Regions from separate parts of the Homo sapiens genome. Here regions 2, 3 and 4 are each linked to region 1. The links are chromatin loops, found by intact Hi-C in ENCODE. Cell type or tissue: B cell. All regions are shown on one strand. Region 1 overlaps PLEKHG1 (pleckstrin homology and RhoGEF domain containing G1). Region 2 holds the start of LOC124901430 (a long non-coding RNA gene). Region 3 overlaps PLEKHG1 (pleckstrin homology and RhoGEF domain containing G1). Region 4 overlaps PLEKHG1 (pleckstrin homology and RhoGEF domain containing G1).

Evidence for each region. A loop is a pair of places that touch in the nucleus more often than their neighbours do. Peaks named below come from ENCODE experiments on the same cell type or tissue, not always from the same donor. Only the 100,000 strongest peaks of a DNase experiment are listed, where the experiment ranks them.
Region 2: a loop joins it to region 1, with 4 times the contacts of the local background. A loop is called at or near these places in 7 of 110 quality-filtered maps.
Region 3: a loop joins it to region 1, with 4 times the contacts of the local background. A loop is called at or near these places in 9 of 110 quality-filtered maps.
Region 4: it touches region 1 in a loop (2.8-fold over the local background); 4 of 110 quality-filtered maps call a loop at or near these places.

Annotation. Positions count from the first base shown.
Region 1 is chr6:150,687,411-150,695,410 of GRCh38, forward strand. The region is part of intron 2 of PLEKHG1 (pleckstrin homology and RhoGEF domain containing G1); the gene reads left to right. Among named protein-coding and RNA genes, the nearest start is that of PLEKHG1, 92 kb to the left of the region's middle. RefSeq lists a silencer at 2,972-3,071. In B cell, no CTCF peak of the experiment used is centred here; DNase peaks (open chromatin) are centred at 2,991 and 4,241; H3K4me3 peaks cover 1,687 bases; H3K27ac peaks cover 8,000 bases.
Region 2 is chr6:150,738,786-150,746,785 of GRCh38, forward strand. The region is part of intron 3 of PLEKHG1 (pleckstrin homology and RhoGEF domain containing G1); the gene reads left to right. It overlaps LOC124901430 (a long non-coding RNA gene), which reads right to left and starts at 7,191. Exons shown (of 3, transcript XR_007059811.1): 1 at 7,069-7,191; 2 at 5,972-6,114; 3 at 880-4,157. RefSeq lists enhancers at 3,207-3,707, 3,708-4,208. In B cell, CTCF peaks have their summits at 3,207 (motif pointing left) and 3,407; a DNase peak (open chromatin) is centred at 3,186; H3K27ac peaks cover 2,235 bases.
Region 3 is chr6:150,618,964-150,626,963 of GRCh38, forward strand. The region is part of intron 1 of PLEKHG1 (pleckstrin homology and RhoGEF domain containing G1); the gene reads left to right. Among named protein-coding and RNA genes, the nearest start is that of PLEKHG1, 23 kb to the left of the region's middle. RefSeq lists an enhancer at 3,715-4,744. In B cell, no CTCF peak of the experiment used is centred here; DNase peaks (open chromatin) are centred at 2,328, 2,928, 4,358 and 5,410; H3K4me3 peaks cover 1,583 bases; H3K27ac peaks cover 7,360 bases.
Region 4 is chr6:150,636,875-150,644,874 of GRCh38, forward strand. The region is part of intron 1 of PLEKHG1 (pleckstrin homology and RhoGEF domain containing G1); the gene reads left to right. Among named protein-coding and RNA genes, the nearest start is that of PLEKHG1, 41 kb to the left of the region's middle. RefSeq lists an enhancer at 20-239. In B cell, no CTCF peak of the experiment used is centred here; DNase peaks (open chromatin) are centred at 167, 3,727, 4,747, 6,457 and 1 weaker place; H3K4me3 peaks cover 3,643 bases; H3K27ac peaks cover 7,763 bases.

The sequences.
Region 1 (8,000 bases):
TAATTCTTTTTATTTTCTGTTTTGTTACTATCGTTTTGAGGCAACAATAGAACTAGTGACAAAAATATAGCTTTCTTGTTAACTTAGTTCAAAGGGTTATTATGGCCTTTTTCTGAAATAAATTTTCATTAGAATGAAATACTTTGGAAATACCTGACCTCGTTCTCTTCTGTCTGGACCTTGGACTCCTTAATGGTACTTACTAGAAGGGAGCTCTTTGGTCTTGCCGACGATGGACCCATGGGAGGAACACAGTGCCAGCTGAGGAAGCAAGTCTGAGCATAGAAGTCATAGACTCCCAGGGGCTCTCAGAGCTGGCCTGCTGCCCCTCCATGCTCTCATCTGACCCCACGCCCTGAGAGTCTCCTAGGGAGTAAACACGAGTGTTCTTGCATTTCAACAAATATGTATTGAAAGCAAATATATACCAGACATTTTTTTAGGCAGCGGCATGCTCTGATCTATAGCTAATCTACTTTTAAGAGGTATAAAAAACAAATGTTATCATCTGTTTTGTTTGGACAGTGGTTTCCAGCCATACTTTTCAGGCTGGCTATATTCAAGAAGAGTCCAGCCAAGAAACTCTTTTGAAAATAGCCTGATAAGTATTCACTGCAAAATAGTAAATTTGTCATTTAACCAGGTATCCAAACGAGACAAGGCTGTTCTATGTTCTTAACTGCCAAAGGATGAGTGATTATTTGTAAAACCTAGGCATTCCGTAAGAAGTGCGAATCACAGTATTTAAAAAATTAATCATCTGATTTTGCTCCTTTGCTTCTCAGATGAGAAAACAGAGCTCAGGGAAGTTGATTACTGAGCTTCAGGCAGCACAGTCAATAAAGTGGCAAAGCAGGCCTGGAATCACATGTCCCAGACTCTTAATCTTACATTTTCTTCCTTTGTTTTTTTTTTTATTTTATTTTTTGAGAAGGAGTCTCACTCTGTCACCCAGGCTGGAGTGTAGTGGCGTGATCTTGGCTCACCGCAACCTCCGCCTCCCGGGTTCAAGTGATTCTCATACCTCAGCCTCCTGAGTAGCTGAGATTACAGGCATGCTCCACCATGCTTGGCTAATTTTTGTATTTTTTAGTAGAAACAGGGCTTCACCATATTGGCCAGGCTAGTCTTGAACTCCTGACCTCAGGTGATCCACCTGCGTTGGCCTCCCAAAGAGGCCTTCTCTCTTTGGGATTACAGCCATAAGCCACCAAGCCCAACCATTTAATCTAACATTTTCTCTCTTATCTCATACTCTCCTGATAAATTTGACAAATTTCTGTAACAATATTCAGAGCTTTGCAAGGTAACAAAGTAAAAACATAGTAAAAACTATGCTAACATGTAAGAGATTTTTTAAAAAACAGTGTCTTGAGATATAATTCAGGTGCCACACAATTTACCATTTAAAGTGTACAATTCAATGGTTTTTGGTATATTACATTATTTACTTTTTAAGCTGTGGTAAAATATACATAACATAAAATTTGCCATTTTAACCATTTTAAATGTGCAATTCAGTGGCATTAGTTGTATTCACAATGTTATGCAACCATCACCAGTATTTTTATAACTTTTTATCACCCCAAACAAAAATTCTGTAACCATTAAGCAGTAACTCTGTTCTCCTCTTGTCCTGTCTTTGATAACTTCTAATCTGTTTTCTGTCTCTATGAATTTGCCCATTCTCCTCTGGGAATTTACTAGACATTTTGTATGAGTGGAATTATCTAATATTTGTCCTTTTCTGTTTGACTTATTTCACTCAGTATAGTATGTTCAAGACCCATCCATATCAGAAGTTCATTTCATTTTATGACTAATGAGATGGTCTGTTCTAATTCCCTTTTATTTCATTCTCTCTCCTTTTAGTACACTTGAATTTCCAACCTGGTCATGAAATCCTTTAAGTATTTTTCAACCTACTGGTATTTTTATATTTAAGTTATTTAAATATAACTTAAGTGTGAAGAGACTCTTAGGAAGGTATTTCTTTTCAGTTAGTTCTTTAAAGGCAGGAACCATATGTTAATCTTTGTTAAAAAAATCTTTTTGTCTCTAACATTTAGTCCAGGACCTGGCATAGAAAAAATACTTAACAAATTTATCCTGAGATGGACAGATGGATGATTCTTAAGGTTTTACTTTTATGTTTCAGAAAACAGATTTTGGCCGGGCATGGTGGCTCATGCCTGTAATTCCGGCACTTTGGGAGGCCAAGGTGGGTGGGTCACCTGAGGTCAGGAGTTCGAGACCAGCCTGACCAACATGGTGGTCTCTACTAAATGCAAAAGATTAGCCGTGCATGGTGGCACATGCCTGTAATGCCAGCTACACAGGAGGCTGAGGCAGGAGAATCACTTGAACCCGGGAGGCAGAGGTTGCAGTGAGCTGAGATTGTGCCATTGCACTCCAGCCTGGGCAACAAGAGCGAAACTCTGTCTCAAAAAAAAAAAAAAAAAGAAAAACAGAAGAAGAAGAAGTAATATGATCTTTGAGCTTTAGTTCTTTATTCTCTGGAATAATATTTTCTTTTGACATTAAAATTTATAGTTGCAATTGTTTCCCACTCCATAGAATTGGTAAATATAAAATGGCCATGTGTTGAATATTATAAGCATTTTACTGTACCATGTCAGAAGTGAACTCAGGAAATCTGACAATGGCTAGTTCCTGCCTTTAGTGACCTTTTGATGGTGTTTATTACTGAGGGTGATGGGAGTCTCCTGGCTGCTCAACAGTGTGACTTGAGACAGGTTCTTTAAACTCATAACTGTTATTTATTTTATTTTGGATTTTTTTAAATTTTATTTTTCCATAAGTAATTGGGGGTACAGGTGGTATTTGGTTACATGAGTAAGTTCTTTAGTGGAGATGTGTGGGATCCTGGTGCGCCCATCACCCAAGCAGCATACACTGCACCACATCTTGGCCCCACCAACATCGTTACTGTTTCTCGGTGCTGGGCTCAGGAACTGACAGCAGTCAACCGAAACAGAAGCTGCTACTACTTCAAGAAGGCTTTTCATACCTCACTAGAGTGAGGAAACGGAACATAGAGGTTTATTTCAGTGGTTCATAGTTTTCACCTCCAAATATCAAATGTAACTATACTTCTCTAGTGCTTCTGTCCAAATAAAGTAAGCATGCATATATTTGTGTATGAGTAGCCTGCCATTCAGCACACTAAGACATGCCCTTCCTGGGCTTCAGCTATTCCAAAAGGTGTGGAGGATGTGAGAGGAAGGGTGCAAAATGAAACTCTGGATTAGGAGTGAAAATTATCATAGGATGTCTTTACTGGAGATGATTTCCCCACTCACTCTCTCAAAGATCTAATCAGGAACAAACATTTGCACGTTTTATGTTGCAAACAAGTTATTTGGTTTGTTGAGTGAAATCACGGTTATTTTCGTGCCTGTGTGATTTCAGGAATTCTGTTCTCCTGCTTTTGGAAAGCTGCTTCAGCTCACAGATCCCTGCCTCCTGTGAACACTGGAATGTGGGCTGTGTTGCTCTTCCGCAACCCAGCGCATGCATTGTTCACTTTCCCCATAGTCCTCCCTCATCTGGATGATGAACCCAGTTAGATCTCCATGGCCTGATACTCTCTAAATCCACCATGGCGGTTGTCCTACACAGAGTTGGCACACAGTGAATATAGCAGTGACTTCAGAAACCTGAAATACTAATATTTATCCTTTTCTGTTTGACTTATTTCACTTGGTATAGTATTTTCAAGACCTATCCATATCAGAAGTTCATTTCTTTTTATGACTAATGAGATGGTCTGTTCTAATTCCCTTTTATTTCATTCTCTCTCCTTTTAATACACTTGAACTTCCAACCTGGTCATGAAATCCTTTAAGTATTTTTCAATCTACTGGTATTTTTATATTTAAGTTATTTAAATACAACTTAAGTGTGAAGAGACTCTTAGGAAGGTATTTATTTTCAGTTATACTTCAGGGATGAGTGAAATAATGTTATAAAGGACAGAGCCTGGTTTTTATATATGGCCTGTGTAATCTGTCTTGATGCTTTGTAAGCCAAACCAGATACTTAAGTTATTATTGCTTTTTACATTTCAAAGGCCTACAGACTACCATTGGCCTAAATATAAAATAATAATTTCTGTCTGTAGAGCTGTACACCCTGTAGTCGAAAAGAAAGCCCTTCCTTCCTCATTTCTTAATGACAGCCTATAATCATCTCTGAGCAATTTTTAAGATTTTTTCTAAACCACCATTTCCGTCATTATGTCAGCTGGGGAAGAGCCTCTTCTTCTATCAATAGAATGGTTCTCATTCCTTCCCAAGTCCAACCACCCACCTTGTGAGAAGGGGTCATTGTAAATCTCAGCCAACTTTCTTTTTCAACAATGATGTTAGGAGAAATGTCAGATGATAAAATCAGTTAATCACCAAATATTTACTGAGGACTTGGGAAAAGTTTTGGGGAGCCATTGGAGAGAATATGACTGAACCACTGTAAGTTCTACCCAAACTGTGTTTCCTCATTCACTTCCAGCCTAGGCTTGAAGGAACAAGAGACCAGGGGTGGATCCAGGTTCCTGTCCCGCTGGGACATGGCCCATTTCCTTTGTTAGGCCTGGGAGCAGTTTGAGGAAGCCTGGTTAGGCATCTGTCAATCCCAACTGAAGTCACTTTTTATATGGGGTGAGGAATTTTTAACCTCACCCCATATAAGGCCTAGCAACTTCAGGCATGAGTAAAATAAAGACAGAGAAATTGCACATCACAACTTAATGTTTGTTGTGTTTATGTACTGAAAGTATTTTATGTTTGTAAACTCAAAATTAACCCATTTTATAAATAATGGCAATGACTATAATGCTTTAAAATAATTTACTGTATCTGTCACTCTTTTCTGATGGAATTTAATAGACTCTTGTACTCTTAGTTTACTTCAGATCAACAATACAACTCTTTTCCCAGATTTCTTCATAATTAACTATGTAATTATCATTTGATAAAAGCCTCTTATTTTAATTAGAATAATATGATCATGGGCTGATGATTCAATAAATATTCACTGAGCAGCTGCTATGTGGAAAACTAATGGCATGCTGGAAAGAAAAGAATTTTTCCTAAGGCTTGTCCTTGACCTCAAAAAAAGCATATGTGATCTAGAGAAGACAAATTTAAAGAAATGCTGCAAGTATAATATGAATAGGCAGAATTAAATAATTACTAAATGAATATCAGAGGGAAAAAAATGCTAATTTTAAGGGAGAGTATAGAGTAAGCAGAATTTGAATGGAGCCTTCCAAACCATTGAGGATACTTTCAACTCTGAAATTTAGGCCAAGAGAAAGTAAGTACTTGCTTTTGTCACACTTTCAGTCTCTTTTAACTCATGAAGTTTCTACTAAGTCAAACTGAAATTAATTAGTTACACTGTCAGAGCGAGTGCATTGGTGATTTCTCTGTGTAGAAAACAGTAGAAAGGCCATCCAAGGGCAGGCGTTAGCATAAGCAAAGGCACAGAGGAATGAAAGCAAATGACATTTGGGGGAATGTTGAGATGTCCATATGGCTGAAGTTCCAGGTCAGAACATAGAAGGCCTTAAATGTCAAGATAAGGAGCTTGGATTTAATATGTAGACCTCAGGGAACTGTTCCTGCGGTTGGATCACTTGAGGTCAGGAGTTCGAAACCAGCCTGGCCAACGTAGTGAAACACCATCTCTACTAAAAATACAAAAATTAGCCGGGTGTGGTGGTGCACACCTGTAGTCCCAGCTACTCGGGAGGCTGAGACAGGAGAATCACTTGAACCTGGGAGGCGGAGGTTGCAGTGAGCCAAGATCACGCCACTGCACTCCAGCCTGGGTGACAGAGCAGGACTCTGTCTCAAAAAATTAACAAACAAACAAACAAAAAACCTATGTGTGACTTATTTGGTGTCTCTCTGCTTCCTGGAAGTCGCTTCTCAACTTTTGGCTTCTCTCTCTGATCATTCTAACTCTGGGACTTGGAAGCTCTTGTGTCAGCAAACAAAATCCACAGCAGCTTCCTTCTACCCTTTGAATGATCAGCCAGTGATTCAAATTGCCCTTGGAATAATCTCTGAATTCCCTGGGATAGACTCTGAGGTCCTGCATCAGTAACCACCCTCTCTTTGGTCACACTGGAGCACAGCTCCGTGGTTCAGGCTAACCACTCCCCCATGTGTTTCGTCTCTCCTGGCCTGGCTCTGTTCTCCAACACTTGGCTGCTTTCTCACCCGCTCTAAGCACATCCTCACCCATCACCTCCTTCCAGAGCCAGCTCGATACCCAGCCCTTGGGAAAGCATATATGGCCCATGTTGTTATGTTCATAAATCATGCACCAATCATGCATAAATCATACATAAATCTTTGCACAAGGCTATGAGAGGAATGCACAGTCATGAGTGGCCCAGGTCAGGAGGCAGGGACCTCATGACTACCTCGAGAGGCAGAGCAAAATGGCAAAAGATGCAAACAGCGCTTCAAGAGAATGGAAGCTGTGTCGCGTGATAGTTTAGAAGTCATTCCCAGCCAAGTCGGTACAGGCTTTGTGTATAGTTATTGCTTCCCTCATCTTCATCTTTGTATATGCTTCTGGGAGTTTACATGGGAGGCTTTGAATCCTTGACTGTGATCCATTCAAAGACAGGCAGCATGGATCTAGTTTATAAGAACCTTTGCCAATGAACATGGCAGAATTTTCTGTTTTATGTCTGCCATTAGTTGTTAGGTGGGGACTGTCCCTGTCCTGGCATGCAGGACTCTGCTACCGGAAATTATTATAGCATACAGAGTAAGAGTTCCAGTCCCAGACTTAGACTGTCTAGGTTCAAATGCCAGTTTCACTCCTTACTAGTTGTGTGAATTTGAAAATTATTTCATCTCTCAGTGCCTCATTTTTCTCAAGTAGGGATGATAGTAATATCTGCCTTTTAGAATTGTTGTGAGCTTTCAATGAATTAATTTAAAGAGAAAATGTTTCAAATAGTGCCTGGCTGGGCACGGCGGCTCACAGCTATAATCCCAGCACTTTGGGAGGCCGAGGTGGCTGGATCACCTGAGATCCGGAGTTGGAGACCAGCCTTGTCAACATGGTGAAACCCCGTCTCTACTAAAAATACAAAAATTAGCCCAGTGTGGGGGTGGGCGCCTGTAATCCCAGCTACTTGGGAGGATGAGGCGGGAGAATTGCTTGAACCTGGGAGGCAAAGGTTGCAGTGAGCTGAGATGGTACCATTGTACTCCAGCCTGGGCAACAGTGAGACTCTGTCTCAAAAAAAAAAAAAATAAAAATAAAAAATAAAATAGTGCCTGGCACATAGTAAGTACTCAAAAAATGTTAGCTATAATGATTTATATTATTAAGTAGTCCTCATGACTGTGTGATTACCATCTTTTTAAGTGTTTTCTAGTCAATTCCTAGTAACTGGAGCTGTAGTTCTTAGTAGCTGGAGTTATCAACATATCTGCCTTCTGTGCTAGTAAATTTTTATACATCTAAAGTTTTAAAACCTCTGCATAAACATTCCCCCTGGAAAACTAGAATCAATGGTATTTTATTATTCCTACATTGACATTTTAATAGCCAAGAATGGCTTTTAAAAGAATTAGGAAGACACATGGCATCTGTCAGTCTTGATATCATAGTTCCTGTTATGTTTCTGTTTCCATGTGAACCCTGTTTTTTCAAAAGTTTGTAAGTCTTTTGCTCCATGGTGAGATTCAGCAACAAGTTTCTATTCCAAAGAACAATATTTGTCCTACTTAAACCTACTCTGATTTCCATTTTCTTTGCTCAATGGTTTGTGCTTCTAGAACTTGAGTTCTGTTTGATGTTTTTGCAAATACAATTTTTCATATTTGGTAATTTTGAAAAACTTAAAAGCTCCAAGTCTAGCACGTTGTCCTTTGATTTTTAGGTAGTGAGCTGCTTAATTTGGTTTTAATTTAAGATAAGGGTTTAGAAAATATTAGGAATTCACTAGA
Region 2 (8,000 bases), 51 kb after region 1:
GATCTTGACTGTGAACCGTAGTCAAAGGAACAATGGAGCTGTTATTTCTATTTTATATATGCCCCTAACTGCATTCACAGATAAAATGAGATGATAAATATGAAAGCAAGTTTTAAAAGTTAAATTGCCAATGATACAATTTGTGGAGAGATAGAAATCCATAGTTGGAAAGCAGAAAATAAGGGTTTGTTTAATGTTTAATGGGACCTTCGATTGACTGGGCACGGGCTGTCAGGGGTAGGGTGGGTGTCTTTAATCTTTCTAAATGATCTATAAAAGAGCTTTTGAGAACCTCATAAGATTTGGCCTCAGATATAGTTCACGGCCTGTTGTAACCTGTTAGTAAAGTTTTAAAATAGTTCATAATGTTAATGCTGTGTAATTAGAAGTTACATTTCTACTACAGAATGGCATCGTTGAGCTCTGAGAGATACTAAATTAAGCCATATTTGGTGATATTGAGGACATTTAGTGAAAAAAGGGGCTGAATTGTTAATTACAACGTGATTTTATCTCTTTCCATTATATGCCAGAGAGCTAATATCCTTTTCATGGACCTTTATCCATAAAGTGTATTTTAAAAAAAAAGCTAAGTAATGGGGCCAGGAGCAGTGGCTCATGCCTGTAATCCCAGCACTTTGGGAGGCCGAAGTAGGCAGATCACTTGAGGTCAGGAGTTTGAGACCAGCCAGGCCAACATGGTGAAACTCCATCTCTACTAAAAATACAAAAATTAGCTGGGTATGGTGGTGCATGCCTGTAGTCCCAGCCGCTTAGAAGGCTGAGGCAGGAGAATGGCTTGAACCTAGGAGGCGGAGGTTGCAGTGAGCCGAGATCGTGCCATTGCATTCCAGCTGGAGCAACAGAGTGAGACTCTGTCAAAAAAAAAAACAAAAAAACAAAAAAAACCATAAGTATTCTAGCCTTGATGTTCAAAATTTAAACAGCAGAAGCATAAGCATATCTTTATGGGAAGCATTCAGCATTATTCAAAACTGTAGCTAAACAAGGATTAGAATGGTGATCACCAACCCCAAGCTCTGTGTTCGTTAGTCTATGTGGACTCTTTGTTTATTGAGTGATCGTACAGACAGTGTCAGGGAAGATAAAAGAGAGAAGGGTGTTTTTCACACACTTAGTGCCCTGAAACACATTGAAAGCTATTCTCCCCACTGCCATAGCCTAGAAGAGGCTTCTCTTTGTACTGGTGATATCCAATTAATTGAAAACTGTCTTATGCTGGGGAAGCAAACCTTCTCCAAAATTTGTGCAGAATGAAAGAAGGAAATCCAGGATTCAGGCCCAGAGAGCTTGTGCAGTGATTTCAGCACATACTCTGCCTGGACACTTAGCTCTTAGCCCTGTGAGATGTCTGTGACTTGGATGAAATGGAATCTGAGTTGGCTTTTGTCCTGGGGGCACCCCTCCCTTGAGGACAGTACTGTCAAGTGTGGAGGTGGTTTCTGATTAAGCCTGTCTTCCCATTGATCCTGCTAGAGAGACAAAATTGTTTGGTATGGAAAGGGCAGTGTGCATCTTACTCTTTTTCCTTAGCCATAGTGGAATGGTTGTGCATAGGCATTCCCTGGCCCAGCCTTACCTGCTTAGGATGCTGGACTAAAAGAGGCAGGTTTTGCACCAAGAAAGAAGGCTGTTGAGAAGAGGGGAATTGTCGCAGATTTTATTGTCTTTTTACTTAACAGATATCTTCTCTCCATATTTTCCCTCCAATTTAAATAACATTTATTGGACACTTCTTACAAGGTTCACTTAGACTAACGTTTTTTAAATACCGAGGGAGAAAAATGTGTTCCATGCTCAAGCGTAGGAGTTGGTAGGGATTGTTTTAAATGAAGGCTCGTTATGTGGGTGGATTTAATAAGGAACTTACACTGTGGTACTTGGCATCATTTAATGTACTTTTTTATGAGGCATTTGAGCACTTTTATGTGAATGTGTCTATTTTTTTCCTCCAAGGGATTTTATCGTAACGGGTGAATGAGATCTTTCTTAAAACCATTTAATATCTATGATAATTTGGAGACAAACGTGTTAGTTTTCTGCTTATTTCGGAGTCACTCCTTAAATAGTACATCTAATCATTTTACATAATCTCTCAAAAATCTCACTTTGACTACATATTTCCATATCTCTGTGTTATTGTTGTTGTTATTATGACCCCTTATTCCCCACCTTACCTTAACCTTACTCTCGTCTTTCACCACCTCAACAACAGCAGCACAAACCTAGAAGGTGGCAACAGTGAGTGATTTTGAGTGTTCATATCTTCATACTGCAACCTGATCTGGGAAGGAGGGCAGGGAGAACTGATCTTTCACTTCTTTTCATTTCTAATGGGTTTGCCCATTTTGAATGTGATATAAATACCTGCTGATTGATTGCTAATGACCAATGAAAACAGTTCAAGGTGGGCAGCATTCGGTGAGAGCAAAATGAGTTGAGATTTGCAGAGTTGCTCTGCAAAAGTAGCTGTCGGCTGAACACAAGAGTTCATGTGTACTTTGTGACTGATGTCAGGTTGGGTTATTTGCTCCAAACTTTTATGGCTAGATCTTGAGTCAAAATGTAGGCAATGAGTGTCTTGTGACATCTTAAGTTTTGTAACCATCCCCATCACCTCAATAGATTCCCGCAGCTATAAACATACTATTCAGCTACCATTTCTAAATTTTCTAGATAGACGCCTCAATAATACAAAAACACTAAAAAATAACATTAGCAGCAATTAATATTTGAGCACTTACCATGTATCAGGCACTAGGCACTTAATTTGCTCACTCACTGTCCCATCATGTGGGTACTAGTTTAATTCCTATTTTAGCATGAGAATATTGAATGTACAGAGGACAAAGTGACTTATCCCCCAGGTCACATAGTTGGCTAGTGGTTGAGCTGGAACTGAAAAGCAGGCCTTTCTCCGAAACCCACTGCTTTCACTGCATACCTCCCCTTTGACTATAACAGAAGGTTCAAAGTTCAGCCCTCTTCTTAATCTCTCTAGAGCAGGCACCAGCAGTACCATAGACGTTCTGGACTGCATAGTTCTTGGCTATGAGGGAGAGTTGTGTACGTTGTAGGAACGTTTAGCAGCAAGGCTGACTTCTATCCATTAGAAGCTAATAGAACCACCACCGTCCCCACTTGTGACGACCAAAAATGTCTCTAGCCATTGCCAAGTGCCCCCTGGAGGACAAAATTGTCCCTGGTTGAAAATGACAGCTTTAAATATCTGGAACACATAGTGTTTCATTAAGGATAGGCTAAGCCACAGTAACTATATTAGGCCATTCTTGTGTTGCTATAAAGAAATACCTGAGACTGGGTAATTTATGAAGAAAAGAAATGTATTTGGCTGATGGTTCTGCAGGCTTTACAGGAAGCACAGTAGCATCTGCTTCTGATGAGGTCTCAGGAAGCCTCCAACCATGGCAGAAGGCGAACAGGGAGTAGGCATGACACATGTCAGGAGAGAACGTGGTGGCCAGGTGCAGTGGCTCACGCCTGGAATCCAGCACTCGGGGAGGCCGAGGTGGGCGGATCACGATGTCAGGAGTTCAAGACCAGCCTGGCCAACATGGTGAAACCCTGTCTCTACTAAAAGTACAAAAATTAGCCGAGTGTGGTGGTGTGCACCTGTAATCCCAGCTACTGGGGAGACTGAGGCGGGAGAATCAGTTGAACCTGGGAGGCAGAGGTTGCAATGAGCCAAGATAGCGCCATTGCACTCCAGCCTAGGCAATAGAGTGAGACTCCATCTCAAAAAAAAAAAAAAAAAAAAAAAAAAAAGAGCGCAGGGAGGGCCCGCACACTCAACCAGATCTTACGAGAGCTCACTCACTGTCCTGAGAAATCCGCCCCCATGATCCAGTCACCTCCCACCAGGCCCCACCTCCAACACGGGGAATTACATTTCAATATGAGGTTTGGGCGGGGACACAGATCCAAACTATATCAGTAACATACAGATCTCCAAATCTAGTGACTTCACCCAAGTTTCTTTCTTTGTCCTGTAACCATCCTTTGCAAGTGTTCAGGTGAGGAGGAGCAGCACTCCTCCATGCAGTCATTCAAGGACCCAGGCTGAGGAGGCCTTGCTGTCTTCAGGACATGGCTTCTGAGGTTGCCATCCCAGTCAACTAGACGGGCAAGGAGACATGGAGATACATACGGGGAAGGTTTCTGAGACAGACAGAACTGATGCACATCCCTTTTCTCAAACTCCCAATGAGAATCTTGTTACCTGGCTACATCCTATAAGGGAGGATGGGAGGTGCAGTCTAGCCGTGTGTCCAAAGAAGGTAGGAAACAATTTTTGTAAACAACCTGCAGTTTCTGGCATGCATTATGTATAACAAAGCCATTCTCATTGTAAAACCTATCATTTAGTGATGGTGTATCCCCCACCACCCTCACTAAAAATAAAAAGGAAGAGGCTGGGTGTGGCGGCTCATGCCTGTAATCCCAGCACTTTGGGACAGCCAAGGCAGGCAGGTCATTTGAGGTCAGGAGTTCAAGACCAGCCTGACCAGCATGGTGAAACCCTGTCTCTACTAAAAATCCAAAAAAAAAATTAGCCGGAAGTGGTGGTGCATGCCTGTAGTCCCAGCTACTCAGGAGGCTGAGGCAGGAGAATCACTTGAGCCCGGGAGGTGGAGGTTGCAGTAAGCTGAGATTGCATCACTGCACTCCAGCCTGGGCAACGGAGCAAGACTCCATCTCAAAAAATAAATAAATAAGGAAGAAAGTAAGAAAGATTTTGGTGGTGCTTACCTGCTGAGATGAACATTACTGTCTCTACTAAATAACCTCATAAAATGTTTTAAATGCATTCTTTATTTAGGGCTTCAGACCAATGTATCTCCTACTGTTCCTCTCTCCCTTCTTCTATGTCTCCACCCCTATTCCCTACCCTTTCTCCCATCATTCCTGATTACCTCCCACCCCCTCCTTTTTTTTCTACTCATTCCAGTTCATTTGACCTGCCAGTAGGGCTCTGTGAAATTATTTAACACCATAGTTAGTGTTTCAGGCTAATAAATATTGGGTCTAGCCTAGTTCAAAGGCAGGGATTGTGCTTATCTTGGTAGCATTCTGAAAACCTTGTGAGTGGGAGGGAATCAATAAGGGTAATGGACGAAAGCCATCAGATACCTAATAGAACGATGCTTGGAAGCTGAAGGTTCATTGTCACATTGATAAAGTTTGTAAGAAAACTGAATGCCCTCCCTTGTACTGCCTCGCCCTTCATCTTACTTTTTATTTTTTATTTTTGTTGTTGTTGTTGTTGAGATGGAATCTCGCTCTGTCGCCCAGGTTGGAGTGCAGTGGCACAATCTCTGCTCACTGCAAGCCCCGCCTCCCGGGTTCAAGTGATTCTCCTGCCTTAGCCTCCCAAGTAGCTGGGACTACAGGTGCATGCCACCGTGTTCAGCTAATTTTTGGTATTTTTAGTAGAGATGGGGTTTCACCGAGTTAGCCAGGATGGTCTCAATCTCCTAACCTCGTGATCTGCCTGCCTCGGCCTCCCAAAGTGTTGGGATTACAGGTGTGAGCCACCGCGCCTGGCCCCTGCCCTTCTTTTAACCTCATTTCTGTAGCCATTCCAAGAAGCCAAAATGAGAACGTGGGCACCAGAAGAAAAAGTAGGCAGTTAAAAAAAACAAATTATTAAAAAATTTTTACTGCATTTTTAAGACTTGCACTCCCCAAATCAACCCACATTGTTGTGGATGCTTTTCCATAAGAAATTGAAGTCAGCTCACATCTTTTCAGAGGTGGACTTTTAGAGAACAAATTTACATTGTTAACCTTTACTTGTGGTACAGTTTTCAAATTACCAAGAACTTTGTGGCCATAGTGTAATCACTTCTTGGTATGATAATTATGAATGTGGTGACATCCCTCAGTGTCACCCTGAGAAACACTAAATCTCAGATAATGGCAAGGTCACCTTTGAATTCCTGACAATCTTGACTGGCTTCTTGAAACTTGGAGCTGGGACAAATAGTTGAGTCAGTCCAAGGAAATCCGGGATATATGTGGTCCCAATCAGGCTTTGTAGGCCATTCTTCCCCGGTTGCAAGAATGCATGATCTGAAAATATATTATACACAGGGATTGTTTTTACTCCCATATCAAATGTCTAAGACCCAAGAAGGAGAGTATAGATGATAGAGGGAAAGAGCTATGTGAGTTTCAAAGTACCTATGATCAGTCCTGCAGTAATGCAGCCATGTGTCACTTAATGACAGCAATGTGTTCTGAGAAATGTCAGGTGATTTTACCATTATACAGGCATCATAGAGTTTACTTACAAAACCTAGATTGTACAGCCTACCACACACCTAGGCTATATGGTATAACCCTTTGCTTCTAGGCTACAAACCTATACAGCATCTTACTATACTGAATAATGTAGGCAACTAAAACACAATGGCATTTGTGTATCTAAGCACAGAAAAGGTACAGTGAAAATGCAGTATTATAATCACATGGGACCATCATATCTGCAGTCCATCAGTGACCAAAACGTCGTTTTGTGGTGCTTGAACTCTATGACGCATAACATATGTGTTCTCAAAAATCACGCACTTTGGCCAGCCACAGTGGCTCATGCCTGTGGCTCATGCACTGTGGGAGGCCGAGGCAGGTGGTTCACTTCAGGTCAGGAGTTCAAGACCAGCCTGGCCACCATGGTGAAACCCCGGCTCTACTAAAAATACAAAAATTAGCTGGGTGTGGTGGCAGGCACCTGTAATCCCAGCTACTCAGGAGGCTGAGGCAGGAGAATCGCTTGAACCTGGGAGGCAGAGGTTGCAGTGAGCCTAGATCACGCCGCTGCACTCCAGCCTGGGTGACAGAGCGAGACTCCATCTCAAAAAAAAAAAAAAAGCAAAATCACATGCGGAGAAAAATGGGGTACCAAGAACAACACTCAAAAATTCATCCATGACACATATAGAAAAAAAGTCAAAAATGGAGGCATAGTTTTATACATGACAAATGATTAAGACATACATACATGCTATAGTAAATAGGGAACTTCACCTTGAAAAAGATTTGAAGTTTATGGAAGCCACCAGCTGCCCACACCGGCCACCCTGGAGAACAAAAGGAAGCAAGAGAGGGAGAAAAAGATTAAAAGAATAGAGAACAAAGAAGAAAAATATAAGATAGACTGAGAGGAAAGAGAAAATTAAAGAGGGGAGGCTGTGGGCAGAGCTGCAGCTTATGCCTTGTCAACGGGGAGGGTCACCTGCCACGGGCTGGGAGTTGACAGACTGATGTGAATGGGCCAGGTTCCAAATGCACTCAGGGGAGACCAAGATAGCCGCTAGGTTGTCGGGAGCCTTCGTGTTTTGTTCCTATGCTGCTGTCACTAGATGCAATTTTCTGCATTCACCCAGTGTTTCTCATGGGTGAAATCTTGCAAAAGCAAAATTCAGAAATGAGAATTATGTTCAAATTGTTCCCTAACATATTAATCTCGTGGGAACAAATTCATGTTTTCAAAACAAACATCATAGCAGAACTGACTGTACCTATTCTTTGGAGTATTATGACTTGTTACAAATAGGTTTCACCGCTTCTTCCTCCCCTTTACTCAGACTAGAAGATTAAAGAGTTCTATGATAGACCCTTGCCAAAAAAACATGGTCTTCCGTTAGTGTTAAATAAGACTAATAAAAACTGCCACAAATATCCTTAATTCACTTTTAATTTCCATCTTATAAGAAAACAAAATGGCTTGAAAGAATTTTAAACTCTTAGTAGTATGAGAGTTGATTTATATTGTTGAAAACTAGCATGATTACTTGTAAATAGTTGTAGGAAGTTTTTTACTGAAAGGATTTGCATAATTTGGTCAAATATTCTTGCATAAACTATAGCATTTGCTATGAATGTGAAACTCTTAGTATGCCAAGGAGACTTAACATATCAGTGAGTTTCTAATGCTAAAATTTCCACCTACATTTGTA
Region 3 (8,000 bases), 68 kb before region 1:
TTCCAGCTACTCCAGAGGCTGAGACTGGAGGATTGCTTGATCCCGGGAAGTCAAGGCTGTGGTTAGCTGTGATTGCACCACGCACTCCAGCCTGGGCAATAGAGTAACATCCTGTCTCTAAAAAAAGAAAAAGAAAAAACAGTTCAGACTTACTTTGGGAACAGATCCTGGACAATTTGACTCAAATGATGGCCCTTTCTCAAAATTCAACGAGAGATCCATTTGAGCTAGAGACGTTTGGGTTTAGGGGAGGGCGTTCAAAGGTCATCTGAGTTTTGCACTCAGTTTCTCCTTCCAGTGGTCTCCTTTGCACTTTAGCACCCCTGCCTGCGTTCGCCTTTCCCACCTCCGCACCTCCCTGCCCTCTGCCCCATAAATGCTGTTGCATTCTTTCATTCTCCCTTCTTCTGCCTTGTAGAGTCTTTTTAAAGCATTCTTCATCCTTGTGTCTTTCTGATGTCCATCATCCAGCTCAGGAAACCAGTGACTCCAAATTCCTGCTGCCTTGGAGGGCAATAGAAACTCATACAACTGGTCATAGATGTTTTTCTGACACAGTTTCATCTGAATTAATTGAGTGTTGACTGCTTTATTCCTGATACCCACTGAGATGCTTCATACCAAGGGAACAGATGATGAAGGGCATAGAAGGCAGTTTGGGAGCAGGGAGCTTTTGCAGACATAAGGCAGCTTTTATGGAGCAGGAGTGAGAGGAAGTACAGGGGTAAAGAAAATAAAATGTGTGCTTCTGGATGCTTTCTTTAGCCAGTCATAAAAGAAAAAAGGTTCTTTTTTCTTTCACCCTTCTACATTATGTTCTTCACAGCTCCAGGGACCAGGGCTTAGGATAGCGCTACTCCACTTCTCATAGGAGCACATGGTAAAAACCAGCTCTCAGTTTTGGCTGAGATGACAGGTCTTTTAGACAACAGCCCATTTACTGCTTGACTGCTTATAGTTTGAGGGCATAAATTGATGTCTTTTTCCTAAAAGGTGTGTTTTGAATTAAGGAGAGTGTTTCCACACGTTTTTGTTATCTCATTAACACCAGCATTTATGATGCTGCATTTTCTGTATATGTATTATCGTTTATTTGGTCACAATCACACAATCATTACACATTTCATATTTTTGTTTTTTGTCTTTGTGTTTATTTTTATTGTGTTTATTTTCTTGTGTATATTTTTTATAACTTTTATTGTGTTTTTAATCTGAAAGGGGATTTTCGTGTGGGTGAATGGAAAGAAAAACAACAATTTCGGTTTGATTGTTAGAAATAATTCTAAGCCTGTATTTCCCAAAGTCCTTCACTGGCCCTGGGCAGGGAGCCCTGAATACTGGGAGGCCTGACAGCGTTTCTCTCCAAGGAAGACACCGCTACTCAGAAGCACCTCAGCTCTGCTGACTCCAGGCTGTGCCCAGGCCAGACCTAGTGGGTCTTGATCAGGGAAGAGATTGCTGCTGCAACCTGGCCTGTCCTTTGTCCCCCCAGACCCCTTCAGTATTTGTGCAAGAGGGGAAGGGCTCTATGTAAACACTGTCACTCCCTCTATGGCCATCGGGCCCTCCACACCCACTTATTCCAACTGGAGGGTAAACAGAGCCAATTGTGTGTTCTGTTTTGCTTGTCTTTTAAATTGCCAGATCTTACTGACTTGACTTACCTATTTTCAAAAATTGGTCTATTTCTGCTGTTAGGAGGACTGTATGTCTATATGTGTGTTCATTCAGCAAATATCTCTATACCCGTTTTGTGCCAGGCATCAATCAGTTGCACCATGCATTTGGGATATAAGGGAGACAGAACGGAGGCTCTGCCCTCGTGGGGTTTGCAATCTCTACAAGAGACATTACAAACAAGGGAACATCAGATATTATGAGAAATGATCAGTGCCATGAAGAATGGGAGAGAGAATGAATTGAGATTGGAGAGAGTCTCTCTTAGGAACACCCAAATAAAACTTGGTTGTTCATAACCTGAAGAAGGAAATAAAACAATGCAATTTATCCTGCCTCTGACAACAAGGGAAAACCTTTGGCCTCTCTTGGATTGAATCTCTAAGTTCCTGACTTTAGTCTCTCTGTGCCTCAGTTTTCTACCTTTAAAATGAATTTAATAATGGTCACAAACTCCTGGAGTTGTTGCAAAGAGTCATTAATACTGGCAATGTGCTTAGAGTGGGGCCTGACAAGTAGAAGTAGTAGGACTTGATATAATTATGTACAGGAATGATGGTTGGTGAGGGTCCAGCATTTGTGCAAGAAGGCCGTGTTCCAGAGTGTCAGACTCTGGGGCTGTTGCTTTGCTAGGAGATAATAAAAGTCACAACCTCTCTGAATATCAGCTTCCCTTTTTGACACATGGGTTCCTATTAGTTTTACCACCTCAGGGGCTTTTGTGGCACAAATCAATTTTTTTTTTTTTTTTTGAGATGGAGTCTCACTCTGTTGCCCAGGCTGGAATACAGTGGCACAATCTCGGCTCACTGCAACCTCCACCTCCTGGGTTCAGGCGGTTCTCCTGCCTCAGCTTCCCGAGTAGCTGGAATTACAGGCCTATGCCACCACACCCAGCTAATTTTTCTATTTTTAGTAGAGTCGGGGTTTCACCATGTTGGCCAGGCTAGTCTTGAACTCCTGACCTCAAGTGATCCTCCAGCCTTAGCCTCCCAAAGTGCTAGGATTACAGGTGTGAGCCACCATGCCTGGCTGGCACAAATCACTTTAAACACTATAAGCCCGCAATTTGAAAACTGGGAAATACTAAATGAGTGTAGATGATGTTATTGAGCAATAACACGGACCATTAGTGACCTATTTGAATATATGGTTATGAGTGCTGTCCAAATGTACATCTGTCATCATTTGTGCTACACATCTTGTTCTGTTTACTTCGATGTCTGTTTTCTGCTAAGGTAACATCTTATGACTTGAACACGTTACAGTTCATTACCTGGTCTTACCGTGTTGCGTCCAGAACTGTTGTGTGAGTTGCAGTTAACCTTGAGCTGTAGGTAAGAGATGCACATTTGAATCCAACTCATATTTGAGGCTCTGATTCCCTTACTTCTCCCTAATACCATTTCCTCCTCCGAGAGCTCTGTCCACACCTGGGGTCAGCTTGGTTGTGCCAGCCAACACTTTGTGTTATATCAGACGGAAGGGAGCAGAGAGCTGAATGAGCCTATCATGCTGTGGGGTCTCAGATGTATATAATTTTGTTAAGTGAATGAATCTCAATAAAAGCCAACATGTTATATGGGCACTCTTCTACATGCTGTGGTGAGGGGTAATTTTGGCCCAAAGGTAAAGAATAATAAATTAGTATGTTATACTACTTTCAGTAACAAAGAGGCAACATTCCCAGCCTTAATTTTTTTTTAAATTTGCAAAAATCAAAATGACTAGAGACACCAGGCTGTGTTTTAGTGTGTGGGCAGCTTGGTGGGTCACCCATCCTGTGCCTGTACCCCATTCCCCATGGGTACTCTTTTGGTGCCAGAGCTTCCCAGGCAGCATAGAGCCACCTCCGGAATTCTCCCCACCCTACCACTGTTCTGAGTTAGGTTACTGGGATGAACCCCAGAGCCCACCCTTCAGTAATAAGACAATACTCAGATGCCATTTCCACCCCTCACCAGCCTCCCCCTCCCAGTGTAGACAGAATTAGTAGGAACCTCTGACGGATCCCCTAATCACCTCCAACAGGTTTTGTTCAAGGACAAGTTACTTCTACAGGATGTGTTCCTCTAGGCATCCTCTGCCCTAGGTTCATTTCGTTGTGTTGATGGTGTTTTGCCACTGCAGGAGATTGGACAATTTTTCTATAAGTTGAAATTTAAAATCAGCAAATGTTTCTCTCAAGATCTCCTGAGTTCGTAATACCATGTAAGACCCTTTTAGAAGATAGAAAAACAAAGAGGGAGTTTTGTAGTGGCATCCCCCCTCTCAGGGAAAAAGACTTGGTCAACTGCATTGTTTGAGCCAGTCTATTAGAGAAGAGGGGAGGCGGCACTTCCTTTTGTGTCCAATAGATATGGGTTCTTAATGAGCATCTTTTTTTTTTTTTTCTCTGTAGGAAATGAGCGCAGAAGCTTGTTGAGGCCACTTCTGCTTCTGTTGTTTGTGTTAAGTATCCTGTATGTCAATGACACATTCTTGAGGTTTCACTTCTCCCTACCCCAGGCCTCACTTGAATATAATTCATCAAATGACACTGAAATCACATCTGATGTTATCATTGCCTTCAACCACACAGGTGCAGCCAGAAAGAGGAAAACAGATGGGAAGTCTTGTTTCATTTCATTTTGCAAGTTAAATAACCTTGGGGAAAAACACTTGACCTGGTTTTGTGAGAGCTTGGCTGTTGGGTTCTTCAGTAGTGTTTTATGAGAAGGTAGCACCTGCGTCCTCCATCAGCACCCTTTTAACGGGCAAGCACATCACGCAAATAACAAATGTCGCATGCCTTTTATGTGTCAGGCGGCCTGTAATGATCAGATGATGAGGCAGGTCAACTGGCATTCTCTGTAGTTTTCCAGTGGGAACTCCAGGTCTCAAACTCACGTATCTATTAAGTAGTAGAAGCAGAACTAGAAATTAGTTCTCTTCCCTTCTAATCCAGTGTTCAGCCCTTGCGCGTACTGCAAACGGACAGCAGAGTTGGCCTCAGGCCCCCCACGTGTGCACTGTACAATTGTGGTGCTCTTTTTCAGCCTATTCACGAGGTTTGTGTTTGGATCGCATGGCCTTGCCACTGCCTCTGTCTTCACCCAGCCAGACCCACACGTTTGTCATGTGCCTCTCTGAGCATCCGAGGCTGCAGCGACCTGTTTACCGTGCTGCCCTGTGGTATTGGGCTTTTGGAGGTCACTGTGCATGTGTATGTATGATGAAGTTTTATATCAACCTAAAAACACCTACTCAAGGAGGAAAACAGAATCTTCAATGTGTCTTAAATCTCCAGTTAAGCTGTGCACAGTGGTTACAGAATGTCACAGCAGTTGAGCTGGATGCAGTAATAACGCCTTATCAGATTAATGTATTAGATTATAGGTTTCTTAAGCTTCTGGAACCATAGCGATGGCTAATTGAAAAGGATCATCTATGTTAGGCACAATCCTCATGTAAGATCCTGCAGTGACTACATGGTGCTGTAGAATTTATTACACATTTCTCATTCTGAGCCTCATCCCTGAATAAGACCCTAACCTCCTGTTCCAGGTCTTTCTCCCAATACTGACCTATTCAAAGCCCTGTGCTCCAGGCAGTCTGGAGGTGCCTGGGCCTTGGGGGTGCTGCTGCCTTCGCTCAGGGGCCCTCACACCCTGCCTATCTCTGCTTCTTGTCTCCAGGATCCTCCCCTCCCCAACAAGGGACTCCCATTGCAGGCAACCTTGCCTCTCCCTCCCACATCCTCAACACTCGAGCCCCATGAGTAAAGGACTCTTACTCTTCATGAGTAAAGGAGGTCTTCCGTCCTATGGAGCACCTAGCAATGTGACTGCTATAGGACAGCCTCTTAAGAAATTCAGCCAGGACGATTTTACTTTGCAAAGTACAGTAGGGTGATGATTATCATCGTGATGGCTCCTGGAGGCATAGCCATCAGTTCTTCATCCTTACTTCCAACAGAAACCTGTGGATTTCTGTTTGGATTAAGGAATGAGAGGGACATTTGCTGAAAACTTTCTATGCACCAACACTTTCATAGAATTTTTTTTTTCTCAGTTGTCACCACAGTCGGCCTCACTTCAACAACAGCAGGCAGTGTTGGCTGGTGTCTCTGATGAGGAAAGTGAAGCCTAGAAATAAGGAATTCACTTCAAAGGCACCTTGTACGAATTTCATACTTGAAATCCAGTTTGGCTGAAATAAAAGCCTGTGATTTTTTTCATAACAACTAAGTATAATGGATAAAATTTGGTTAATTAAAGATTTTTTTAGGCCAGGCGTGGTGGCTCACTTCTGTAATCCCAACACTTTGGGAGGCCAAGGCAGGCAGATCACTTGAGGTCAGAAGTTTGAGATCAGCCTGGCCAACATGGCAAAACCCCGTCTCTATTAAAAATATGAAAATTAGCCAGACTAAAATTGCCTGAACCCAGGAGGCGGAGGTTGCAGTGAGCCAAGATCGTGCCACTGCACTCCAGCCTGAGCTACAGAGTGAGACTCCATCTCAAAAAAAAAAAATGGATTTTTTAAAAACTATAAAATAAGTTTAGAAGAGTATATTTATTTGCTAGGTCTACCATAACAAAGTACCATTGCCTGGGTGGCTTCAATGACAGAAATATATTTTCTCACAGTTCTGGAGGCTGGAATTCCAAGATGAAGGTGTTAGCAGGGTTGTTTCTTCGCAGGGTTGTTTCTTCTGAGGCCTCCTTTGCTTGCAGATACTGTCTTCTCCCTGTGTCGTTACATGGTGGTCCCTCTGTGTGTGTCTGTGTCCTGATCTCCTCTTAGTATGGGAACACCAGTCATAATGGATTAGGGCTCATCCTAAGGACCTCATTTTACCTTAATCATCTCTCTCTTTTTTTTTAAGTGACAGAGTTGCACTCTTGTCACCCAGGCTGGAGTGCAGTGGTGCAATCTTGGCTCACTGCAACCTCTGCCTCCTGGGTTCAAGTGATTCTCCTGCCTCAGCCTCCTGAGTAGCTGGGATTACAGGCATGCACCACCATGCCTGGCTAATTTTTTGTATTTTTAGTAAAGATGGGGTTTCACCATGTTGGCCAGGCTGGTCTCGAACTCCTGACCTCAAGTGATCTGCCCACCTCGGCCCTGCAAAGTGCTGGGATTACAGGCATGAGCCATCATGCCCAGTCTTCAATCATCTCTTTAAAGACCCTAGTTCCAAATAAAGTTACATTCTCATTTACCAGGGGCTAGGACTTCAACATATGAATTTGGGGGAGGCACACTTCAGCCCATGACAGACACAACTGGATATTAGATGATGTTATGGAATTCTTGGTACTTTTTTCAGGTATCATAATGGCTTGTGGTTCTGTAGGAAGATGTCATGGGGGGATGCATGATGAAATATGTTGGGATGAGGAGTGATAGAGAATTGCACATTAATTTCAAAGGTTCCATACCAGCAGAAGTGTTTGTGGGGGTGATGAAAAAACTGCAAAGGCACCACGATGGCAAGTAAGTTATGCAACATAGGCCATTGTGGGGCGGGGGGCGGGGGGTCTGTTGTACAAAATGCATAAGATCTCCTGAGGGCCAGCAAGAAAGACAAAAAGGGTCTGTAAGAAGGCTCATATTTTGTTTCCGTTAAGGAATAGAGAGAGATACTAAGGCACTGTAGATTTGCCTAAAGAAAGGGTGTTATCTTCAGAGGCCTTCAGGCGAAGGCTCAGAGTTCCATGGCCAGCTGAGCTTCAGTGTGGTCTCTCCTGAAGGAGAACTCGCCATGCTGACCTTGGACGTTCCATTGACGCCTCGGGATCAGGAGTCTGTCTCGATCTGTGTGTCTGCCTGCGAAGGGGCGTTGGGGACACCAGAACATGTGCTCTGTCTCTGTTTACTGCCGGGCTCTCCGGAGTGAAGGGTAAATCTCCGGCCTGCTGCACCATGTTGGTTAATTCACATTTTCTGATGCTTTAAGGGCTTCAGATGTACCCTGCTGGCAAGCATTTTTTGTTTCTAAGGTTCATTCATGACACCACCCAAGATAAGTAAAGCTCTTTGGGGAGGTGCGTGTAAATTCCATTTCAGAAGGGCTCAAAGGCACACAAGCAATTCAAGCCCATCGTTTGAGATTCATGAAGGACAATATCCTACCAAGAGTTAAGAGTAGTTCCATTCCATTTGCATACCACACTGTGTGTGTGTATGTGTATGTGTGTGTGCGTGTGTGTGTGTTTTGTATTTTTACCCCCATTGTAGGTCTAGGTTACATGAAACTATAACCTGAAGTTAAATATCTTTGTGCTCAACCATTAGTAAACTCAGGAAAGCTTGTGAAAGAATAGTAGCAACTAAAC
Region 4 (8,000 bases), 51 kb before region 1:
AACTTATTTCTTTTCTAAAGCATCTATTGAACCTTGGTCTGAAAAATGACATTAGCATCCTTTATTCATTTCTTCTACCCTATGACTAAGATGTCAAACTAGTCCTGGTTTACACAGGACTTTCCCAGTTTTAGCTCTGAAAGTCCCATATGCGGGAACCCCCTTGGTCCCAAGAGGGTCTGTCACCCTACTCATGACCTCCCAATTAGCTAGACTCTGCCTATTACAGTGTCACAGTTAATACACTTATTTCTTATTTCTATAGCCAAACTATGAATATGTTTTTTGTTTTGTCTCTGAGTGGCTTCTGAAAACCTAAAGCCATTATGCAAATATTATTCACTGCGGAGCCGAGTAATAGAATTAGATCCATAGAGAAAGAACTCCCATCGTGGGTCATGAAATTTTGCCACTTGAAGGAGATTTTCCCAGTAGCTTCACTTCTTTATAGACATTTCTCTGCTTTGGGGTTATATTTAGCTTTTACTGTTTTTTGTTTGTTTGTTTGTTTTTGGGTTTTTTTTTTTACTTTTTTAATTTCATGTCATCCTCTTCCTTAGATTCCTTTTTTCATTTGGTAGGCTCCTCCCTTTGAGTAACTTTTGATGTATAATATGCATAGATGGTAAGCACTGTTATTGCATGTTTGAAAATGTCTGATTTTGCTTTCACACTTGATTATTTCAGTCTAGATTCAAAATTATTGTTTCTGAACTTTGAAGGCATTGCACCTCTGATACCTACAATCTAGTGTAGCCAATAAGTCTGATGTTAGACTTACGACATAGTTGATTGTGTGTGTGAGTGTGTGTGTGTCTTTTTACCTCTTTGAACCATATAGGACTTTTTGCTTTATCCTTAGTTCTAAAATTTCACCACTATCTTTTTGTCATCGGTCCTTTTATTTTTGAGCTTTACTATCTGAAGTCTTCTCTAGCTTAGGATATTTTCTCCCCACTAATATTAATGTATCTTCACCTAGAAATCGAGTAGGTGGATTTTAGGCCTCTTGAAAGCGATTCTTTATTATTTTCCTTCTCTTTGTTTTTTATTGTATGTATTAGAGATTTCCTTGGCTTAAATTTTCCAGCCTACTGAATGAGGGCTTAGCCATATAAATGCTATCATTTAGTCCATTAGATTTATATTTTGGCACTTACTTGTTTAAAATCTGAGCGCTTTCTCATTCTTGTTATTCTTTCCAGGAAAGGAGAGTGAATATCTATGGATATTGCCCTGGCCCTTAAGAAGGTATTGTTCTTCAAAGATGATCTTCTTGGATTGCTTAGAATTTTTATTTTCCAGCATCAGAAGCACATACTGAATTTATTAAATTTTAGATAGAATGTATTTCTGTTTTCCACCAAGGCCGCAGCTCCGGCTAAGTTAGGTGTCTTATGGCTCCCTGGAATAATTTAGTCTTTCCTACCTCCTGTGCTCTCATGTCGTTTTTTAATGTGTTTCCTTCCATCTCCCAAGTCTTCTGTAAAAGCTAGTCCAATTGCCCTCCTTCCACCTCAAGTACACAGAAGGTTCTGGAACACCACCCCTCCCCCTACCACTCAGCCAGAAGCTGATTTTTTCCTAACATTCATTGACCCTTGCTTGAACCTTTCTTCTCATTGCCCCTCCCTCTCTTGCCAGGGTCACTCCTGCTAGTGTAGAATTTCTGAAATGAAGGTAAATAAAGGTGTCAAGAGGACAAGAAAATTCCCAAACATGAGAGGGAGAGGATGGAGAGTTCTGGGGGCAGGTAGAAGCCCCCTTGCCAGGTACCCCTTGTGTAACAATTGCTGTTCAGTGGTGGGGAGCTTACATTTCTGCCTCTTACCTAAAAACTTAATTAAACTGAAACTTAATTTCTCAAATTATTTTATGTTCCAAAAATCAGTTCTAAGTCAAAACTGGTGAATAGATGACCAAAATAGAAGCTATTAGAATTCTCTTTATATAGCAGGGAATAGAATTATATAACCTGGATGCATTCCTGAAATTTCTTTGTGGTTTGGCTTCAGTAAATTACTACTTTACCTACAGCTTTAAAAGTATATTTAGACTTAAGTTTAAAGAGTGATAACCACATGTGTAAACATCATTGAATACCATTCTTTTAATGAGTGGGGAATGTTATTTATATTCTGTCTTCACTTCCTCTGGAAAGCCCATTTCTTTTGGGAAGGCTTTAACTTATATTGTACTCACCTTAGAAAGTGAAAAGAATTCACTTTAGTATATTTTAACCCAGCCACAAAATTTTCACTGTTGCTGCTGAGAACCGCTTGGCCCCAATCTCTGAGTACAGTGTTTTAAAATTGAACTGTCTTAAAATAGCAAGACAATATATATGCCACTAGAATAGAGGATGGGTATGTTTAAGGGATTCAAATAACCCTTATTAATGCATTAATTTTTAAAAATGCTATATATTTCTCTATTTTTCTTTTTTAATTTTTAAGAAATTGACAATGAACATATTCATGGAATACATAATGATGTTCATCATCTGCAACATTTATCATTTTTTTGTGTTTGGAATATTCAGTATCCTTCTAGCTATTTGGAACTACGTATTATTGTTAATTACAGTCATCCTCTGGTGATCTAGAACACTAGAATTTATTCATCCTGTCTAGCTGTAATTTTATGTCCTTTAACAAATCTGTTCCTATCCTTTTTTTTTTTTATTTTGAAAAACAATTTTGCAGTTAGTATTTCAATGAGACAATGAAGCAGGCAGGTGAGTGGGAACCGATGACCAAGAGCTTCCTGGGCTGGCCTGAAGAGTCTGGGCTCATCTACATAGTGATGGGGACCATGGGAAGGATTGAAGCAAAGAACTCCATATGATCATGTTTATCGTGTAGCTGTCAGGGTGCAAGTAGACTGGGAGGCAGACCAGAGGGGAGGTCTTGTGTAATGCATGTCGGAAAGCAATGGAGCCATGGACCAGGCAGGAATTATGGTTCCTGTTCAATTCTGAACTTTTATTCTGTATCAATGATGCTGCCATTAGACTAATTTGCTGGTTATTTTATAAAGAGTCCTTTTAGGGCTAGAAGGGACCTCGGAGGTTTCTACGCAACTCTGTCATTTTGTAAATGGAAAAACCCTAAGGCCTAAAGAAGTGAAATGACTCCTCCAAGTCGGACAGCTCCTTAATAGCAGATCTTGGCCTTGGGCCCAAATCTTTCGATTCCAAAGCCACTGCTTTCCCTGTAGGGTTACCCATCTGGCCCTACCTGCTGTCTGCTAAGCACATGCCCAGGCCGGCGTCCCGCCAGTAGGACCGATCACCTGATTGTTGATGGTGCAGAATGTGATATTGACAGACTTTCTATTTTTTTTCTAGTCAGCTCATGACTGACTCTCCTAAATGACTTAATTATAATTTTCCCAACTCTTCCCAAATGCGCAGGCTTGCCCAACTTTTTCAGAAGATGATCTTGACTTTTACTTCTCCGAGCAAATAGAAATCACTTGAGAACACACAGGGCCATGGCCTGCCACCACATCTACCAAGAACCATCATGTTCCTGCCTTTGTCATAACAGCAAACGTGTCCCCATCTTAATTAACACTGGTCCCTGGGTCCTCATTCTTCCTGTATTTTCAGGGATGCTTTGGCTTACTCTTCCTTTTTCAGTATTTTCTACCCCTTCCTCTCTAAAAGATCTATCTTGTCACCATTTATATATCATCCGGACTCTCCCACGCAAAACCCTGCTTGGAATACCCACACCACGCTAGCTCTTTCTACTTCCCTCCTCTCAGGCCTTGTGTAAGATACATGGTGTTTCACTCGTCGCCCTGAACTGTTTCCACTTTAGCCCTTACAATTTCCCAAAACTGCTCTCACTGACCTCATGCCACTAAATCCAGTGAGCACATTCTGCTTGGTTATTCATTTAACAATTATTTGTGAGCATCTGCCATGTGCTGGGCATCGGGCATGCTGTGGTACACAGAGAAATGGGGTCTCCTGTGGTCTAATATTGGGGACAGATGTTAAAGAAATACCTATAGTTGCTGAATATTTAGATCAGAAAGTGCAAATCTAACTAATTTTATGGCAGGAGTACTATATGTCAGTTGTTTAGTGGGCACTAAATGTCAGTTTCATAGTGAAAAACTTGTGGCTAGAGAATGCTCTAGCTTATCTGTGCACTACAAGTGTCCTGCCCTTTGATCTGGGCTTAACTCCACACACAGCCAAATGCCCCCACTATTAGAGGCTCTTTTACGTTTTATGTAGTGAAGATATCTTGGCTGAACATGCACATAAACAGAATCTGGAGAAATATTACTCTGTTCATGGAGTTAGAAACTAGAAACCATACATATCTATATTCTAAATAAAATTATTCTAAAATAAACAAGTTTAATATAGTCTAAACTGGCAAGATAGATTGACGAAAACCCTGATGGTTTCTGTGAAGGAAAGCAAAAATATTGTGCAAAAGAGATGATCTGTGAAGTTCAGACTCTATGAAAGATTTTTGAAATGGTAATCATATTCAGTTTTGAACCATTTTAAGATCAGCAAAATAACCGTGTAAGCACATGTTAGATATGCTAATGAAGGTTTAGTGAAAGTAAAAGTTTTCTCAAGTCCGGATTGAAAATGGCAAGGTGTTTCTGCATATGTCAGTTGTCTCTCTTACTTTCCTCATGGGCTACAATATTCAATATGAACAGTTCCCCTTTTTTTAGAAGTAAAAATGGTCCATGTTAGCAAAACCAAAGATTTCCAGGAAGTGCTGGTGGCTGTGGTGCTGTGGAACGTGTGGATGAATAAATCACTGTTTGGTAGTAAGTGTAAAACGTTTTATTGGAAGCCAGCCCTTCGTATCCATGTTTCCTTTTTCCCTCCCCTGAAACTGAAAGCTCATCTGAAATAGCCTCAGGATAGATGTTAAATAAAAACTCTGTGATATATTTGGAAGTTCTCTTTTTAAAAAACCAATATGTCAAAGCCTGTTTTACTTGACTGATGTGAAAAGGCAAAAAAAAAAAAAAAAAAAAAAAGCAAAAGGAAATTACCTTTCTAAATAGAATATTTTCAAGTGATGTAAGTAACCCTTTTTTTTTTCAAGTGATGTAACACATTTCCCGAATAAAGTATATTTTTACAGAAGCCTGGGTAAAAAAAAACTGTGCTTCACCATTAAATAAATGGGTGAATACAAATTCAGATTTTAAAGTTATCTCCTAAAATATTAGTTTATTAAATAAGTGGCACAAGAAACCTAATGTCCTGTTTCCCCTTATTAAATCTATTTGACTTATGAGATAGTACAACTTTGGAAACCACAGCCAGCTGAATTCTGTTCATTTGAGGGAATTTTATTATTTTAATTAACATTCATTTTCACTGCTTGTTAACACATTCTGAATTGCTTGAAGTTATTGACCTAGATTGAAAGAAGCTCTTGAACTCTATAAAAGGTGGTGCTTATAAAATTTTTCTGCTTAGAAAATGTTGCTCAGTTTCTGTGGCTTCCTCCATTTTATTACGTGTAGAATCTGCCAAAACCTTGCTAACTTTCATAATCACCTTCCTTTTCCTTATTTATGCCTGGACTTGAGTATCTCTGGAAAATCTTGTTTTACCCATAATTTTCCTCCACTGGAATGCTGCCAAGACCAAGATTTTAATATTAAAGTTGTATTTTGTTATGCTTTTAAAAGTTTACTGTATAACTACAGTTGCCTTTGGGCATTGTCTTTAATGCTGTGCCAGCCATCCCACTGGCTAAAGGTCCTGTGATGGTAAGGACTGAATCTGTCCCAATCATGGCTGCATCCTTAGCACCTGCACTGGTATGCTGTTGGTGCTCAAATGTTGGATGCATTCAAGGCATTTTAGGAGTAGCACAGGTTGCTCAACTAAAAGCATTGATAACTGTATTACAGCACTTGTAATATAGCTGCTATCCAGTTTGTCTCCTGGTATGTAACCCTTCAAGAACCTGATGTCTTAGGCAGTGGTTCAGTATTTTTCTATGTAACCCCAGTGCCTATAACAGCACCTGTAATAGTAGCGGTACTTAAGTGAAGCTCATTCATTGAAGAAACATTCCCTACTTTTTGCATTTTTGCCCAGCATCCCCTCCAACTTTAAAAACTTAAGGAAAATAGTGACGGAATCCCCAGTTCTTTGGCCAGCTTTTCTTTATTAAGAGGCCGTCTTTGCTGTAAGTATGAAAAACAGAGAGACATACCAAGGAATATGAGGAAGAGGTCACCTACTGGAATGCCTCATCTCTAATTAAGTATTAGAATTAATTATCCTTTGCCAGGTAACTATGCCAACTTTTAGCCTGTTTAAAAAAAATAAACAGGAAATGGTAAAAATCTAAGGTCTGGACCATCAAAATTTGGTGTTGAGTTCTTGCTGTTTGTCTGCTTTTAGTTTCCTTTTTAAAAGCTCACAGTCAACTTACCATGAAATCTAGCCCAGATTCTGGAAGTATCTGGTATCAGTGTAACACATCTTAATAATGTAGTAAGAACCTCAATCAGTCCTGCCTCATATTGGTGTGTGTCCTGTGGAACCTAGGAATTGATACAAACTGGAAACTGAACTCATCTTAAAAGCTCAACTCATTTCATAAATTGCATTTACATGCAGCATGTGGTGCCTGATGAGACAGGCAAATCTGATATACAATATCTAGATTGGGTGGGGAGAACCTTTCTTTTGACAAATCTTTCCTGATATATCTGTCAAAGCACCACTGAAAACAATTCAATGGATTAAAAACTGCTTGATGTATGTAGCTTTTCCAAAATGTGAGCCGTGTTTCTTGAAGATACCATACTTTATTCACTTTGCAATTCCTCATGCCTGCGTAATGCCCGGCTCATACCAGGCATTCACTACATAATTGAATCAAATGATGAGTAAAACTCATGTATCTACTGGTTAGGAGGCTAAGAAATAGCTACTAAAAGATTTGTACCTCTCCTCTGTGGTTTCCACTTTCAAATTCTAGGATTTTTTCCCCCTAAGTGATTGACACCCACTTTTTTTTTTTTCAAAAGAAGAAATGGCCGTTTGCAAATATCAAATTAGAAATTAAAATTGACTTGAATTTGCAAGGAAAGCTATAGAGCGTGTGTCTGTCTTTGGAGGTCTCTGAGAATAGAAATGGATGTTTGTACATAATCGTAAATATTTGTTAAGTGGATAAACGAATTTTGAGGTATTTAAATAAATTACCTCCATGAATGAAAAATTCAGGTGATTTGTTGAGTTGACATTCTCTCCCTTCCTACTTTGGTCAGCCAGTTTCCATTGTGAATTCTGTAGCTGGTGGATTTTCTTGCTTATAGCCAAAGAATTATATGTGCCTATAGCATGCCAGAACCAGAATTTGGCCCTATTAAAGAACTAATAAAGTCAATAAACATTTGACAAGGAAGAGCTAGGAAAAGAGAGTGGTTTTTTTCTTTTCGTGTTTTTTTTTTTTTTTTTTGTTACAGAGTCTCACTCTGTCACCCAGGCTGGAGTGCAGTGGCGCAATCTTGGCTCACTGCAACCTCTGCCTCCTGGGTTCAAGTGATTTTCCTGCCTCAGCCTCCTGAGTATCTGGGATTACAGGCTACTCCCACACCCGGCTAATTTTTGTATTTTTAGTAGAGTCAGGGCTTCACCACATTGGTCAGGCTGGTCTTGAACTCCTGACCTTGTGATCCACCTACCTTAGCCTCCCAAAGTGCTGGGATTACAGGCATGAGCCACTGTGCCCAGCCGATAGTGTTTTTTGTATTCTTCTTATTTTTACAACTTTTCTTGGTATTTCCAAATATATTTTTTTAAGTTAGTAATATCCTTTCTAGAAAAAAACAGGATATTTTTTAAAAGGTAACTTCTCCAGGAACAACAGAAAGATCCCTAGAAATACATCTAGTGAAAGATATATGAGACCTTTATGTAGAAAATGGAATAATTTTAACATCACTGGAAGTTATTTTTTAAGGCTCTAAATAGTGTGGAG